Linked DNA regions of Mus musculus: region 1 is linked to region 2. Evidence: chromatin loops called from intact Hi-C (ENCODE). Cell type or tissue: gastrocnemius. All regions are shown on one strand. Each heading gives the region's core, and the rest is flanking DNA. Links, peaks and the distances in the headings are about the cores only.

Region 1 (2,927 bases), core at 157-2,656, 640 kb after region 2:
AGGATGTGGAAATAGGCAGACGCGGGTCCACCATTCGGTATATGAATGCCTGCTGCCACATGGTCCGTGTCTTCTCGCTATGATGCACTAAAGTTTCAGAACCATGAGCCCAGATAAGTCGCCCTTCCCGGCAGGTGATAACTGAGGTATTTTAACCCCAGCAACTAGAAAAGTTACTGATGCAATTGTTTGGATTCATCCTATAACTATCAAATGTTGGTGATCTGAGACCTTCCCTTTCACTGCCCGATATAATAATAATAATAATAATAATAATAATAATAATAATAATAATAATAATAATGGATTTCCTTCTAATGGAGAATTCTATTTCATTATTTCAATCAAAAAAAGAATTTGTATAGGTCCAGAGGGTCAGATGTTAAAATGACCTGTAAATCCATCTTAACTTCACAAATGACTTAACCCTGATTTCCCCTGCCAATAACCAAAAGGAACTTCCCACGAACTAAGCCAGCTCCTATATCTGCAGCTTTGAACTAAATACTGATTCTTTGCCGAACAAAGCTGGCGAGTCAAAGAATCCAACAAGTGAGTGTGAACCCTGTCATTGCTGATGCCAGTGCTCCCTAGTCAGTGTGCTCGCTCTGCAGTTCTCATCTTCCAGCTGGGCAGCCTGGCTCATCCCGCAATCTCAGCACCTGGGAGGCTTGCCACAAGTTCAAGGCCAGCCTGGTCTACATAGTAAGTTACAGACTAGACTATAAGTATAAAATGAAATCTTGTCTCAAAAAATAGAAACAACAAAATACAAATTAACAGCAACCAAAAAAAAATCATCATCCTTCAAAGCAGAAATGGCTAACACTGTTAAAAGCAACTTTAATTAAAACCTTGTATAAAGCGAACAAACTGCGGGGCAGTGATGGCGCATGCCTTTAATCCCAGCAGAAACAGAGGCAGGAGGATCTCTGAGCCAGCCTGGTCTACAGAGCCAGTTCCAAAACAGCCAGAGCTCCAACAGAGAAACCCAGCCTCAAAATAAAATAAACAAATAAAAACTAAAATTAAATTTTTGTTCTAGAAAGATTTATATACTTCTTAGGTTCTTTGCCTAACAAAGCTTGAGGGCCCCTCTGAGCCACTGAAATACTTTCTGTGATAAATGAAATTGCCTCAATGATGTCAAAAAGAATTATAAAGTCGCTTAGTCACTGTCCTGATCACACTACAGTTTAAAAGCCGTTGGATGGTTTAAGGTGTTGTTGTACTGCCATCTAGTGGTATACTTCTATAAACAGTATTTGATTTTGGTTTTAACTCTGGTTTGCTTAATTTGTTTTCAGAGACATAGTCTCAACTCAATTCTAGACCAGCCTTAAATTCACAATAATTCTACTGCCTCCGCCTCCCAAATTGTAGCATTATAGAAGTGAATCACCACATCTAGCCAATAAATGAAAACTTTAACGCTCTACAACTAGGTAACCCTTAAGAGCTGCAAAATGAAATAAAATAAAATAAAATTTTAAAAGCTGCAAAATTCTGCATTTTAAATAGCAAGTTTACAGTGTTGAAGTCATATTTTCTCAAAGAAAAAACTAGAACTATCACACACCTAGCTACGGCACTCTCTCTCTCTCTCTCTCTCTCTCTCTCTCTCTCTCTCTCTCTCTCTCTCTCTCTCTCTCCCAAAGACTCTGAATGCTTCCCCAGAGGCACGTATGTGTCCATGTTCACTGCTGCACTATTCACAGTAGCTAAGAAATGGAAGCAGTCTCCACGTTCATTAGCAGAAAGATGGACGAGGCAAATGTGGTGCATATACACAGTGAGATTTCAGTCACCCGTAAAGAAAGGTGAAGATGTGACATTTACAGAAAAATGAATGGAGGTTATTGTTCTGATAAAGGAACAGTACAGACTCAAAAAATACAGCTGCTGAACTTTTTCTTGTATGTAGATCTTAGGTTTTAATTTTATACACACACACATACACACTCACACATACACACTCACACGTACAAACTCACATACACTGAGGTTGGATAGGCCATGAAAGTAGAAAAAGCACTATTATTACCATAAAGACTAGCATAACTAGTGTCAAGTAGAGATACAAGGTGTCGGTACCCGGGAGCATCACAGTGAGCCTAATCTGCAGCACTCCCTGAGATATGGGAGAGCAGGGAGGTTTTGTAGACGACCTCACTGACACAGAGATCCCTGAGGTGCCACCTCTCCGGATGCTGTGGTTACATAAGATTCAAAATTACTTCCACTTCCAGACATAAGCCCCAAAATTGAAAACAAGATTCAAATAAACATGCATATACCAATACTCATGGTGGTATGTATTTTTAATGTTTTTGTTAAGACTTTAACTGTTTCCATGCTGTATTTTGGTTAGATTCACCTCCTCATCCATCTCCTGCCAGACCTGCCCCCCACTCCATACTCACCCATCTTTGTGTTCTCATTTTTTTCTAGACCCATTGGGCTGCCTATGTACACTCTTAGGTGTTTGGCCACCCACTAGAGCTTGTTAAACCTGAGAGGGAGGTCATTCCAGCAGCTAGTATTGGCCAGGAGCTCTGCTGGGGCTTGGTCTTGTGCGCCATGTATTCAAATGCCAACTTCAGTGCCCACACAGCTGTCTGTAGTCCAGATGCTGGCACCGTCAAGCATCTCTAGTGTCAATGTTGTGCAACCTTTGTTTCCTATGACTGGGCGGAGGACATAGGAAGGATGGACTTCTGATCCCAGCCAGGAGTCCCAGGGAAAGAAGAGTAAGGGAAGGACCACAGGAAGGCAGAGATGGGCACAAGGAATCATGGTTCAGGAGGAACTGTGATGATCTAGACACCAAGGGATCTACCATGAGGACACACATAGAGCAGAGTAAGCCAGGGTGAGACTCAAACTGCAAACAACATGGGGCCTGTGACTGGGATGTAGATAGGTTA
Region 2 (2,927 bases), core at 339-2,838:
TCCCCACCACCACACCAAGTCTCTCCAATCACCACACACAGGATTAGGTGTATCTTCTCTCACTGAGGTCAGACAAGGTAGCCCTGATGGGGAATAGATTTCACACTCAGGCTACAGCTTTAGGGACAGCCCCTCTCTAGTTGTTGGGGTACCCACATGGAGACTGAGCTGCATGTCTGCTACATTTGTGCCGGAGGCTTCAGTCCAGCTCAGAGATGCTCTTTGGTTGATGGCTCAGCCTCTGAGAGCTCCCAGGGGTCCAGGTTAGTTGACTTTGTTGGTCTTCCTGTGGAGTTCCTATCCTCTTCAGGGCCTCAATCTTTCCCCTAACTATTCCATAGAAGTCCCTGACCTTTGTCAAAGTTGCTAGACAATTGTGGCAAGAACAAAGAGTAGATCATACAGTTCAGTGAAAAACAAACACATAACATTTATTGAGGTTTAGATAATGATTATTTTTTCCTAGACAAATGGAGACTCAACAAAGAAAACACATTCTTTTCTTTGAATTTAGTCAATGTTATTTTCCCCCTGATGTTAGGGTGATAAAGGCCCTATGGATAGAACTCATAAAACTTGCTGGCAAATATACACTCAAGTGAGTTATAGAAAGTCAATGAATTAAATTATGCTCCTGAAAGCAGCCTCATTATAATAAAAATCTGTAGAAAAAGATGAGTTATCTGTATGCATTATGATATAATTATTTGACCTTCCTTGAACTGAGAATTTCAAGGACTCTAAAAGCCAAAGGAAAATCTATTTAGTTTCCCTGAAGGCATTATAAAAATATTTTAAAAACTAGGCTTGAACTCATTGTTCAAGGTGATTATTATTCAGTGAGTCAGAACAGGTTTGTGGCCACTGACAGCGATGCATACTGGTTTCAAACTAGGCTTGACATGTCAGAGCCTACAAACAGTCTTCAATCTTGCTTTTGAGCAAGAGTGGTTATTTTCAAAGCTGTCATAACAGTAAATATGTGGAGAGCTTTTGGGGCTGCTTCTAGGAATTTGGTAGGAATTTGATACTGGGTTGGGACAATGAAGTAGGCTCAAGGCAAATACAGCAGAGGAATGTATTGTATTCCTTGTACCTGGACCATCCTGATAAACCTCTAGACATAGCAACCATGGGACTTTGTTTAGTGCTTTGATTTTTGCCCTGCTTGTTCCTTGACTACTTTGTTTATGCCTTAAGGACTGACCATATTCTTTGTATGTGCCCAGATTGATATAAAAAGGACTGGATAAAATTAAACTCAACTCAGCCTCACAACTGGCTGGGGTCATGCTACAATGTTGTCTAATTGTCTTTTTCTTTTTAATCCTTGCTCCTGTCTGGAGAACCTGTTGAGTGACTGAGCTGGTTTGGCCATAAATATGTATTTTTTGCTTACCTTTAATGGGTAATTCTTCCTAACAATTGCTCCAATGACTTCCAAACAATTATTTGAAACCATCTTCAGCACTTTACTAATAGAGAAATGGCAGAATATGGCATTGTCTCTTGTGGTTTTTTTCCTAGTTTATAAAATGTCCATGCAGTTTGTGATATCTGCAGTAGATGGCAGTGTTTAAAAACTTCCTCCTTTACAAACAGGATGGCTGGATGATTATCTGTAACCAGGCTGTGCATATTATTGATAGATTAGTCTATATAAGAAATCATGCTTTTGTTTTCTCACTACTTTCTGGATAAATGATAAAAAATGATGAAACTTATATTTGCTAACTTCATATCTATTTGAGAGTTGCCAGATATTAGAGGGGGAGAACATGAGAGTCTTGGAAGCCTGAAAGGTCAGGGTCGAATCACACTAGTAATGCCTGTTAGATTAGTTAGAGTTCAGATGGCTCTATTTAAAGTATTTAACACATAGAATAATAGAGCCTAGGCAGCACTGTGGGTTTAGAAGAACTCAATACTGAAATACAGTTTGATACAAATTAAATTTCATAAAAATACTGTGCATTTATCAGACCCAGAAAAGGTGAACCAATTCTAGTCCTTGAAAAATATTTCTAGCACTCCGGGTTACATTGGACATCTCTAAGGCATGCTTCTGGCTGAGTATTGTGCAGAACTAGTCATATTTTATTTCTTTTTATTGACTATAATAGATAAATGTGTCCCTCCTTTTCCCTTAAAAGCAATTAAATATTACTGTTTTTAATGACTACTTTTGTATTTAGTTACACAGCTATAATGAAATAGAAATTTCCATTATCTTCATAAATAGTTGAAGGGTTCTATAGAGACCCTTCACAAAGTTGGTGGGGAAACACTTTATGAGGGTTTGTGGTAAGCCAGCACGCCTCTCAATTGATATTATTTATTTTTTGTCGCTTGAGGATTTCAAATATGTACAGTGATTAGCTCTGTCCCCCATTTCCACCCTCCCATCAATTAGGCATTTTGTGGATTAGGCATTAGTCTTTCTCTAATCTGGCATTTTATTCTAGTATTGCCTGTATGCAGAATAACAAACATCTTGATAACTGGTCCCCAGCGGTGATTCTGCAAACTGCTCTATTCAAATTCCAAATACTCCCCCACCCCTGATTTAAAACGAACTCCTGTGCTATGCTCTCAGTACCACTTCCTCCTGGTTTGGTAAATCTCTGCTTCCTTAATTATCCTTTCTAATGTTTTCTTTCAAATCTCTCACTCATTGGTGTCTCCTCATCCTTGAAAAACCAGTCTTGCCAATTTTAAATAAGATTTAAAGGCCAATTTCTTGATATAAAATCTCATTTTGGTTGTTGTCTTTATTGAACTTTGACTGCTATAACAAAACATCATACATTGGGTGGTCTAGCTTTTTTTTTTTTAACTTTAGTATCTATATTGTCTGCCTGTATGTGTATGGGTATGCATGTGCCATACTGTGTGTGGAAGTCAACAGACAATTAAGGGGAACTGGC

The links. Hi-C counts contacts between places; a loop is a spot of excess contacts. Peaks named below come from ENCODE experiments on the same cell type or tissue, not always from the same donor. Only the 100,000 strongest peaks of a DNase experiment are listed, where the experiment ranks them.
Region 1: a loop joins it to region 2, with 3 times the contacts of the local background. A loop is called at or near these places in 13 of 42 quality-filtered maps.

Annotation. Positions count from the first base shown.
Region 1 is chr5:23,283,876-23,286,802 of GRCm38, forward strand. No RefSeq gene overlaps it. Among named protein-coding and RNA genes, the nearest start is that of Gm17434, 29 kb to the right of the region's middle. In gastrocnemius, for the core only: a CTCF peak has its summit at 1,255 (motif pointing left); no DNase peak of the experiment used is centred there; H3K27ac peaks cover 551 bases.
Region 2 is chr5:22,639,864-22,642,790 of GRCm38, forward strand. No RefSeq gene overlaps it. Among named protein-coding and RNA genes, the nearest start is that of Gm24512, 3.9 kb to the right of the region's middle. In gastrocnemius, for the core only: a CTCF peak has its summit at 1,564 (motif pointing right); no DNase peak of the experiment used is centred there.